Regions from separate parts of the Homo sapiens genome. Here region 1 is linked to region 2. A link is a contact called in ENCODE Hi-C data. All regions are on one chromosome and are shown on one strand. Each heading gives the region's core, a stretch centred on a gene start or an enhancer-like site at or near the end of the contact. The rest is flanking DNA. Distances are from core to core; before and after follow the strand shown. Region 1 holds the start of ACAT1 (acetyl-CoA acetyltransferase 1). Region 2 holds the start of ALKBH8 (alkB homolog 8, tRNA methyltransferase).

Evidence for each region. A loop is a pair of places that touch in the nucleus more often than their neighbours do. Pooled maps may share reads with other maps.
Region 1: a loop to region 2 is called in a map of PC-9, with 7 times the contacts of the local background. The contact joins the promoter of ACAT1 here to the promoter of ALKBH8 in region 2. A Hi-C loop is called at or near these places in 5 of 168 maps with a recorded cell type or tissue (PC-9, chondrocyte, gastrocnemius medialis and 1 more), 1 of 37 single-sample maps with no recorded cell type and 17 of 50 pooled maps.

What each region holds. Positions count from the first base shown.
Region 1 is chr11:108,120,317-108,124,512 of GRCh38, reverse strand. It overlaps ACAT1 (acetyl-CoA acetyltransferase 1), which reads right to left and starts at 2,946. Exons shown (of 12, transcript NM_000019.4): 1 at 2,835-2,946. The coding sequence starts at 2,906. RefSeq lists enhancers at 270-329, 390-509 and silencers at 2,735-3,144, 2,746-3,284.
Region 2 is chr11:107,563,862-107,568,009 of GRCh38, reverse strand. ALKBH8 (alkB homolog 8, tRNA methyltransferase) reads left to right here and starts at 2,275. Exons shown (of 12, transcript NM_138775.3): 1 at 2,275-2,409. RefSeq lists enhancers at 1-54, 1,983-2,042, 1,889-2,405, 2,113-2,602, 2,406-2,924.

The DNA.
Region 1 (4,196 bases), core at 1,697-4,196, 560 kb before region 2:
TGGATCACCTGGTGAGCTGGTCAGGAGTTCGAGCCCATCCTGACCAACATGGTGAAAGCCCGTCCCTACTAAAAATACAAAAAGTAGCGGGTGTGGTGGCACATGCCTGTAATCCCAGCTACTCAGGAGGCTGAGGCAGGAGAACTGCTTGAACCCGGGAGGCCAAGGTTGCAGTAAGCCAAGATCGTGCCACTGCACTCCAGCCTGGGCAACAAGAGCGAAACTTGATCTCAAAAAATAAAAAAGAAAGAAAGAAATTAGCAACAGGAAGGAAGTAGCATACAGGCTGTTAGGTCAAAGGGAAGAAGCAAGGTTACCAAAGCCAAGGGGTCAGGATCCCAGCAGAAGCGGGAACCACAAGAGAGACAGACACTGCCAGATACAGACAGACAGACAAATTATTCTGGCTTCTCCCTTCCTCCTATCTTCCAATCTTCCACTGGTGCCTTCCAGTGGCTACACCCAGCCAGAAGCCAGCTGATATTGGTCAGCCTACAGTAATGCAGACAGACTAGGGGAGGGAAGATAAATGAATCTGGGAGCAAATAAGCCCAAGACTGGCACAATACAGGAATTTTTTTTTAAGTCTGAGTATTAAAAGAAGCTGAATAAAACTGGATCAAAACACAAAACAGTTTCAAGAAGGGAGTGGTCAATAGTGTCAAATATAGGATAAAGGTCAAGAAGAAAAAACTTGGGCTGAGCACAATGGCTCACACCTGTAATCCCAGCACTTTGGCAGGCCAGGAGTTCAAGACCAGCCTGGCCAACAGAACCAGACCCCGTGTCTACAAAAACTAAAATTAAAATAGATTTAAAAAAATAATTAAAAAACAAAGAAAAAGGAAATCACTGTATTTTTCAGCTTCAGTGGCAAAGAAATTTAACTGCAGAGAGTTAAGGAGAAATAGATGCAGAATACATGGGAGGTAATGAGTAAAGACCACTCCTTTGACCAGAGAGAGAAAAGTGATTAGAGCTAGAAAGGCAATGTGCTCCAATAAAGTCCATAAAGATTTGTTGACCATAAAAGAGACCTGGTAAGCAAAGGGAAAAGAGCCAATGTAATGAGAGGTCAAATTCCATTCTACAAAATAGCACAGAAAACTGGAAATCCTGTTTATAGTTCAGTAAATGACCATTTAATTCAAGTGTCCAATACAACTGCTTCCTAGAGTTCAGTAATATGAATGTCACATATCATACATTACAGCATGTACAGGCTTATTTTTTTCATGAGGAGTATTTGTGTTTCATTTTAAGATCTTTTTTTTTAAGACGGAGTCTCACTCTGTTGCCCAGGCTGGAGTGCAGTGGCATGATCTCAGCTCACTGCAACCTTCCCCTCCTCCCGGGTTCAAGCGATTCTCCTGCCTCAGCCTCCCAAGTAGCTGGGATTACAGGCGCCTGCCACCACACCCAGCTAATTTTTGTGTGTGTGTGTATTTTTAATAGAGGTGGGGCTTCACCACGTTGGCCAGGCTGGTCTTGAACTCTTGACCTCAAATGATCTACCCACCCCGGCCTCCCAAAGTGCTGGGATTACTGGCATAAGCCACCTCAACCAACCTGATTGTAAGATCTTAATTAAACCATAAATTAAGAAGGTTCTGAACTTTTTTTTTTTACATCTCTAGAGTACCTAGTTCACCTATGTCACCTAGTCAATACTGACTGAAACCCAAGATAACCTAATTACTTTCTTGTGATTTCTTCACTCATCCCATGAGACTAACAAATAGGCTAAAAACTCATCTTCCCTGGAAACCTACGCCTTGTGACTTTTCTATTATCTCAGTCACCCAGGATCAATTTTAGACTCTTTCTTTTCCCTTGGCTTCGCACCCTCACTCCCTAATTGTCAAGTCCTAGACTGGTTCTTTTACAATCTCTTGCAAAGCTCCTACCGCCAGCACCCTTGTGCAAGTAATGTTATTCTACGCCCAGACGTAAGAACTAGAGTGACCTACCATTGCAACAAAAACAAACATATCAACAATCCCTACTTAACTAGGGTCAAGTCCATACTCACAACATAACTGGATCTCCAAGCTTATTGCCCCCATCGACCTAGAAAACTCAAGCTTCACCAACCACACCCTGAAGGTCTCTACCTATTCCTGAGGCTTTGCCTGACAATCTGTGGTGCGTACTCCCTTGCTTACGCATGTGGAGAATAAATTCTTTGAGACTCTGCCCCTGCTGTGTTCCCTAAACACAACGGTCAGAAGAGCGACAGCCCTTGGAACGCCCTCAGTATGTGAGCTTTGCTCATATGTCAAGTATAATTTATTGTATTATCTGAGTAGTCATTTGTTTTCCCTGATAAATTTCAGGCTGCTCCAAAAAACATCTGTTATGATCACATGGTGCCCTCTCCCCTTGTATGCCCAATGATTATCTATTGTATTAAAAAAGAAAAGGAACCTCTCCTGACAATAACGCACACAAATATGTTTTAAAGAAAATCTCGGGAGCAGCTGCACAGGCCTGCAAAGAGACTCTCCCCGATCCCACCGCTCAGGCCGGGCCAGCGCCAATCCTGGCGGTCCTGCCCGCCCAGACACGTGCCCTTGTTTGACACACCAGTAACGCTCATTAAGATGATTACGCCGAGACCTTGGAAGTAGAAACGCGCTGTAAAAATAGGCGAGTCCCTGGGTGTTATCGGAGCACTTAGGCGGTTTTTGGACCAGAACCCGTCGCGTGACTGTCCTGGGGCCTAAGCCGCGCGCCCGGGCCGCGGGAGCCGCAACGGCCGCGGGCTGGAAGCTTCCGAGGCGGGGACTCCTCGCATCCCGGGTCTGAGTGCTGTGGGGACGAACCCCGCTCACCTGCACCAGCCTCCGGAGCAGGGGGCTGCGGCTGCGGGCGCCGCTGCGCAGAAGTGCCGCCAGCACAGCCATGGTCGCAGAGGGCTGAGTATCGGCTCCACAGGCGTAGACTAGCGGCCTCCTCCCCAACCCCGCACCCCTAGCGGCCCGGCGCGGGCACCGCCCATCCCGCTTCCTCCAATAGTCGCCTCTCAGTCGGCGGCGATTGGCCGGCAGCCAAGGGCGGGGCGGAGCCTGGCGCTGGGACACCGCAGCCTGGGCCAGGAAAGGTTGACGAGTGAAGGACGTGGATGGAGACACTGGCGCTGGGGTCAACGAGCACCTGACACGCTGCTGGCTCCCGTGTCCACCAAGTCTAACCTGCCGGGGCCGGTGGTTTATGTGTAATCCGAGATTTTTCGATTTACTGAGCATGTTTCCCTTAGGCCTACCCAGCACAAACTCATGAAAATATTTTAGGATTTTTTTTTTTTTTTTTGAGACAAGGTCTCACTCTGTCACCCAAGCTGGAGTGCAGTGACGTGACCACAGCTCACTGTAATCTCGACCATCAGGGCTCAAGCGATCCTCCCTCCCCAGCCATCCCAGTAGCTGAGACTACAGGCGAAAGCCTCCACAACCAGATAATTTTTGTATTTTTTGTGGAGACGGGGTTTCACCATGTTGGCCAGACTGGTCTTGAACTCCTGGACTCAAGTGAGCCTCCCTCCTCGGCCTCCCAAAGTGCTGGGATTACAGGCGCAGGCGACCACGCCCAGCAAATTGTTGTATTTTTTTTTTTTTGTAGAGACTAGGTCTCCCTATGTTGCCTAGGCTGGTTGCTGACTCCTGGGCTCAAGCAGACGGCCAGACTCAGCCTCTCAAAGTGCTGGGATTACAGGCGTGAGCCATCACACCCAGCCGTGAAAATATTTTGAAGCAATCAAATTCCAGGCTCAGTCCAGATACAAATATGGGTAAAAAGGCCTCAGGTGATTCCAGTCCCCAACCTTCAACCACTCCAGCTGAGACCCCAGACATCATGGAGCAGAGACAAGCCATACCCACCATGCTGTCTGAATTCATGGTCCACAGAAACGAGAGAAAACAAATGGTTGTTATTTTAGGCCATTATGTTTTGGAGTATTTTTTTTTTTTAAGATAGGGTCTCGCTCTTGTCACCCAGTCTGGAGTACAGTGGTGCAATCATATCTCACTGCAGCCTCAAACTCCTGGTCTCAGGGGATCCTCCTGTCTCTGCCTCCCAAGTAGCTAGGGGATCCTCCTGTCTCTGCTTCCCAAGTAGCTACGTAGCTAGGACTACAGGCATGCTCCACCATGCTAATTTTTTTAATTTTTATTTTATATAGAGAAGGGGTCTTG
Region 2 (4,148 bases), core at 1,026-3,525:
CCACCACATGGCTGTGCTGGAGTCTCTCCAAATCTGCTGTGATTCTGGGGGCTGCCCGATTTACGAATCAAAAGTTCATTGCTCAATTAAACTCCTTTAAATTTAATTTGGCTAAAGTTTTTCTTTTAATAGAAGCCAGGGCTGAAGATAAAGATTAGGGAATGATTCACAAATCTCTTTATAACTCTGGGGAGGGCAGACAGGAAGAGACTAGAATAACAGAAAAGAGTCAAACTCAAAATCTGAGGGATTGCCTATATTTAATTACGGACAGAGTGAGAGAAACTAGTGGAAAATTCTGAAAGTAAGTGATCAGATCGTATAAAGAGAATTAAAAGAGAGGTGCAGAAAAAAAGTTTTAAAAGCTTCAGCACCTTAAAGCAGGACAAATACTGAGATGAAGTAATTGAATTTGATCAGTAAGAGATAAGAGGATATTTTACACTGTTATCCAGTTTGGTAGACACCGGCCACTTGTGGCTACTTAAGTTTAATTGAAACTAAAATTTAAACATTCAAAATTCATTTCCTTAGTCATACTAGCCACATTTGAAATGCTCATAAGCCACACGTTAACTAGTGTCTATTATGTTGGACAGCTCAAACTATAAAATATTTCCATCATTGCAGAAAGCTCTATGGGGATGTGTTTTTGAAAGCATCCAGTAGTGCAGAAGCAGAATTGCAATGGGGAGATTTCCTGTGTGTCCTCTTATACTCATGTAGCTTGCAATGTCTGGTGGATTTGACCTCTCCAGCTTGCACTTGCCTCCTCATTTTTACTATTAAGTTTTGGTCTCACCCTTTCTTTCCTAGACTATTGCAATGCTTGCCTATCTGCCTCTTCTGTTCTTTCATGTTTGTAACCTATTCTCCACACAAATCATTCCGCCACTCAACAGCACTCTTTTTTCACTGCCACTTTTCCTGGTCAGCCAGCTATTTTATTGTTAGTCCACTGTGGTGCACTGCAGATAGGGGCCATTGTATCAACAACATGGGAAGGTGATTCCTCTTCCCCTACACCTTTCCCTCCCTGCACTCACATAGCTCATAAACCAATGCAGGTAGAAGGATTATGGTACATTTATATAACAAATAACAGAGCAGGAACAACTGCTAATCATCACCCTCTCCTTTGTCTTTTACTTATGATCTGTTACCAGCTCTTTTTTCTTTCCCTCTGCCACTACTGGGCTTGTTAATATTTCGTTACTTTTCACTTCATCAGTCATCTTCTAGTCTCTCCTCCCACTTGCCACAAGAAGCTCTGGTCATATCATTTCATTTCTCTAACCTTCCTCCCTGCAACTCCCACTCTGCAGGCCTACAGAATTCTGTCTTGCTTCCTTCACCATTCTTCCACACATCTTTCTATTACTCTGTGGTACTCACCATTCCCCTGGCACATTCATGCATATTCACTTCCTTCCCTCCCGCCCATGCAATGCCATCTTTCAGACCCCAGGATCCTCTCCCATATCTCTGTGAACCCTGAATATCTGAGACAGGTCTCAGACAATTTAGGAAATTTATTTTGCCAAAGTTAAGGACGCCCGCCCGTGACACAGCCTCAGGAGGTCCTGATGATATGTGTCCAGGGTGGTCGGGGCACAGCTTGGTTTTATACATTTTAGGGAGACATGAGGCATCAATCAATATATGTAAGATGAACATTGGTTCCGTCCAGAAAGGAGGGACAAATTGAAGCAGAGGCGGGCCAACTCAAAGTGAGGAGGGGGCTTCCAGGTCGCACGTATTACAGCTGAGAGACAAATGGTTGCATTCTTTTGAGTTTCTGATGAGCCTTTCCAAAGGAGGCAATCAGATATGCATTTATCTCAGTGAGCAGAGGGATGACTCAGAGGGATGACTTTGAATAGAATGGGAGGCAGGTTTGCCCAAGCAGTTCCTAGCTTGACTTTTCCCTTTAGCTTAGTGATTTTGTGGCACCAAGATTTATTTTCCTTTCTCACCTCTAATAAGATTCAGGAGGAAATATGCACGAAGAATAGAAGGTGCCAGGGGACATTGCTGAAAGACCAAAGGGCCCAAACCTGTTTGACCTTGTCCATTTGGAGAGCAACAGATAAAAATATAGCTGCACTACCAATTATTACTACTCCCCCCAAAAAGACAACTGAATTTTCAGTGTAACAGACAGCACTTTACAAAGACACTTGGTCGAAAAAGGGTCACTCCCGGGCTCTGGGAGGCGAAGAGGACTGTGGGAGCGCTGTTCGTTGTCCCGCGGGCTCATGGGAAATGTAGTGCAGTTTTCTCCAACATGGCCGCGCCCAGGGGAGATGGCGTGCAAGTATCCGCTGCGGTGTTCTGGTGCTAGAGTGGAGAGGCTGGCAAAGAAGAAGGCACACGCATGGTGAGAATCCGGCCTGAGCCGAAGCGGAGGTGTGTGGCACTTCTTACTGGCGGGCATACGGGCAGCAAATCACCGCTTCCTCTTTTCAGCCTCTTCCGGTCTTCTCTATCCGCCTTGCCAGCTAGGGCTGAGAACCTAGGGAAAGGGGATGGATCCCAGAGGCGCCCTTGGTGCAGTGTGGGCAGTAGGGTGTCTGCGTTGGGTGGTTCTCTCAGTGTTTAGGGTGCATGTGTTTGTGTTTGGTTCGGGCGCTCACGTGGTGCCTGTGTCAATCTTCTGTTTTCTTTGGGGTTGGAGAGGACGGTTGCAACATGGGGCGTGTTAGTGTGGCGCTTCTGGGGCTTTTCTGACCGGTGACAATCGGTCTGATTGCATCGATGCAAAGGCAGTGCTGATGATCTGATCCCTTGCGCAGCTGAGTCTTCCTGTGCTCTTATTTGAGCAATCCCTGCGACTCCTGGACCTCTGGTAGCGTCAGCCTGTTATTTTGATAGATTTCATTGAATATTTATTGTCAGTTGTATGTCAGGCACCAAGTCTGTGCCCTTAAATAGATGACAGTTTTCTGGCCGAAGCCCAACACAAACAGGCAATTATAATACCATGTGAGAACTCTAGAGATAGAGGTCCATGCTAGGTGTTAATGAAAACGTTGAAGAAGGCCACCAAACTCAGAATTCTGGAGGAGGGGAGGTTTAGGAGGTAAGACAGCAAAGTCGATTTAGGTTTATTCGACAAATGGTTATTGAGTGGCTGCTAGGTGCTAAATCCTGTTTAAGTGCTGGGTGCTACAGGGTGAACAATAGAGACAAAATCTCTACTTCATGGAGTGAGTGTTCTTTATTCAGTTATGGGGAAAGACAGAATAAACAAATTAATGAGAGTGTAAGAAAATATGTAGTAAGTGTTATTCAAAGAGTTAAAACGGGGTGCCGTGACAAGTGATGGGGTGAATTTTTTTCTAAAAATTTTAAATCTTTATTTTCTTTTTAAATAGATGATGCAGTTTAAATAGCTACTAACTTCAAAAGTCATGAAAGAAGAAAGCTCCCTTTCATTCCTTTACTCATCGATCCATTTTCCTTCCCTGGAGGCAACCCATATCACCAATTTCTTGTGTGTCCTAAAGATTTATATGTAAACTCTGTATACCAGTGCCGTACGTTAAAATTGGGCCTCGTTTGATAGGAAGTTAGATTCTTTCTAATCTTTGCTATTAATTATTAGGTTGTGCAAAAGTAATCATGGTTTTTGCATTTTTTTAAACATATAAGTATAGGAACATTTGTCTATACTGCTTGTTTCATAATAGGCTCTCTATTATTCAAGGAGGGCATGATGTACATACTACTATTACCACGTAGGGCAATATCTAGTAGGATATATTGGCTTTAAACTCACTAACAAGCAAGTAGCAGAGCATGCATAATCTCCAAACTTTCATTATCCCACAGAGAGTACGCTTAGGCTGGAGCTGGCTGAACCGGACTCAGCATGGCTAGTATCATAGTTAATAGTGACTTCACTCCAGTAATGTCACAGGGAGCATCCAAGTATCTGTGCATTAGTGGAAACTCTGGCCAGGGAAGTGGCTTTGTCAGAAGGGGGCACCTCCAGACCTCAGCAGCTGGTATCAGCCTATCCTTGTTGAGATGACTCAGATATGTTGGGCCAGCACATTGCCTAGCCACTGGAATGGTGGAAAACTGAGCCTCAAAGGCCATTTAGTGTCTTTCTTCACGTGCAATAATATTGCATGACTGAGGGA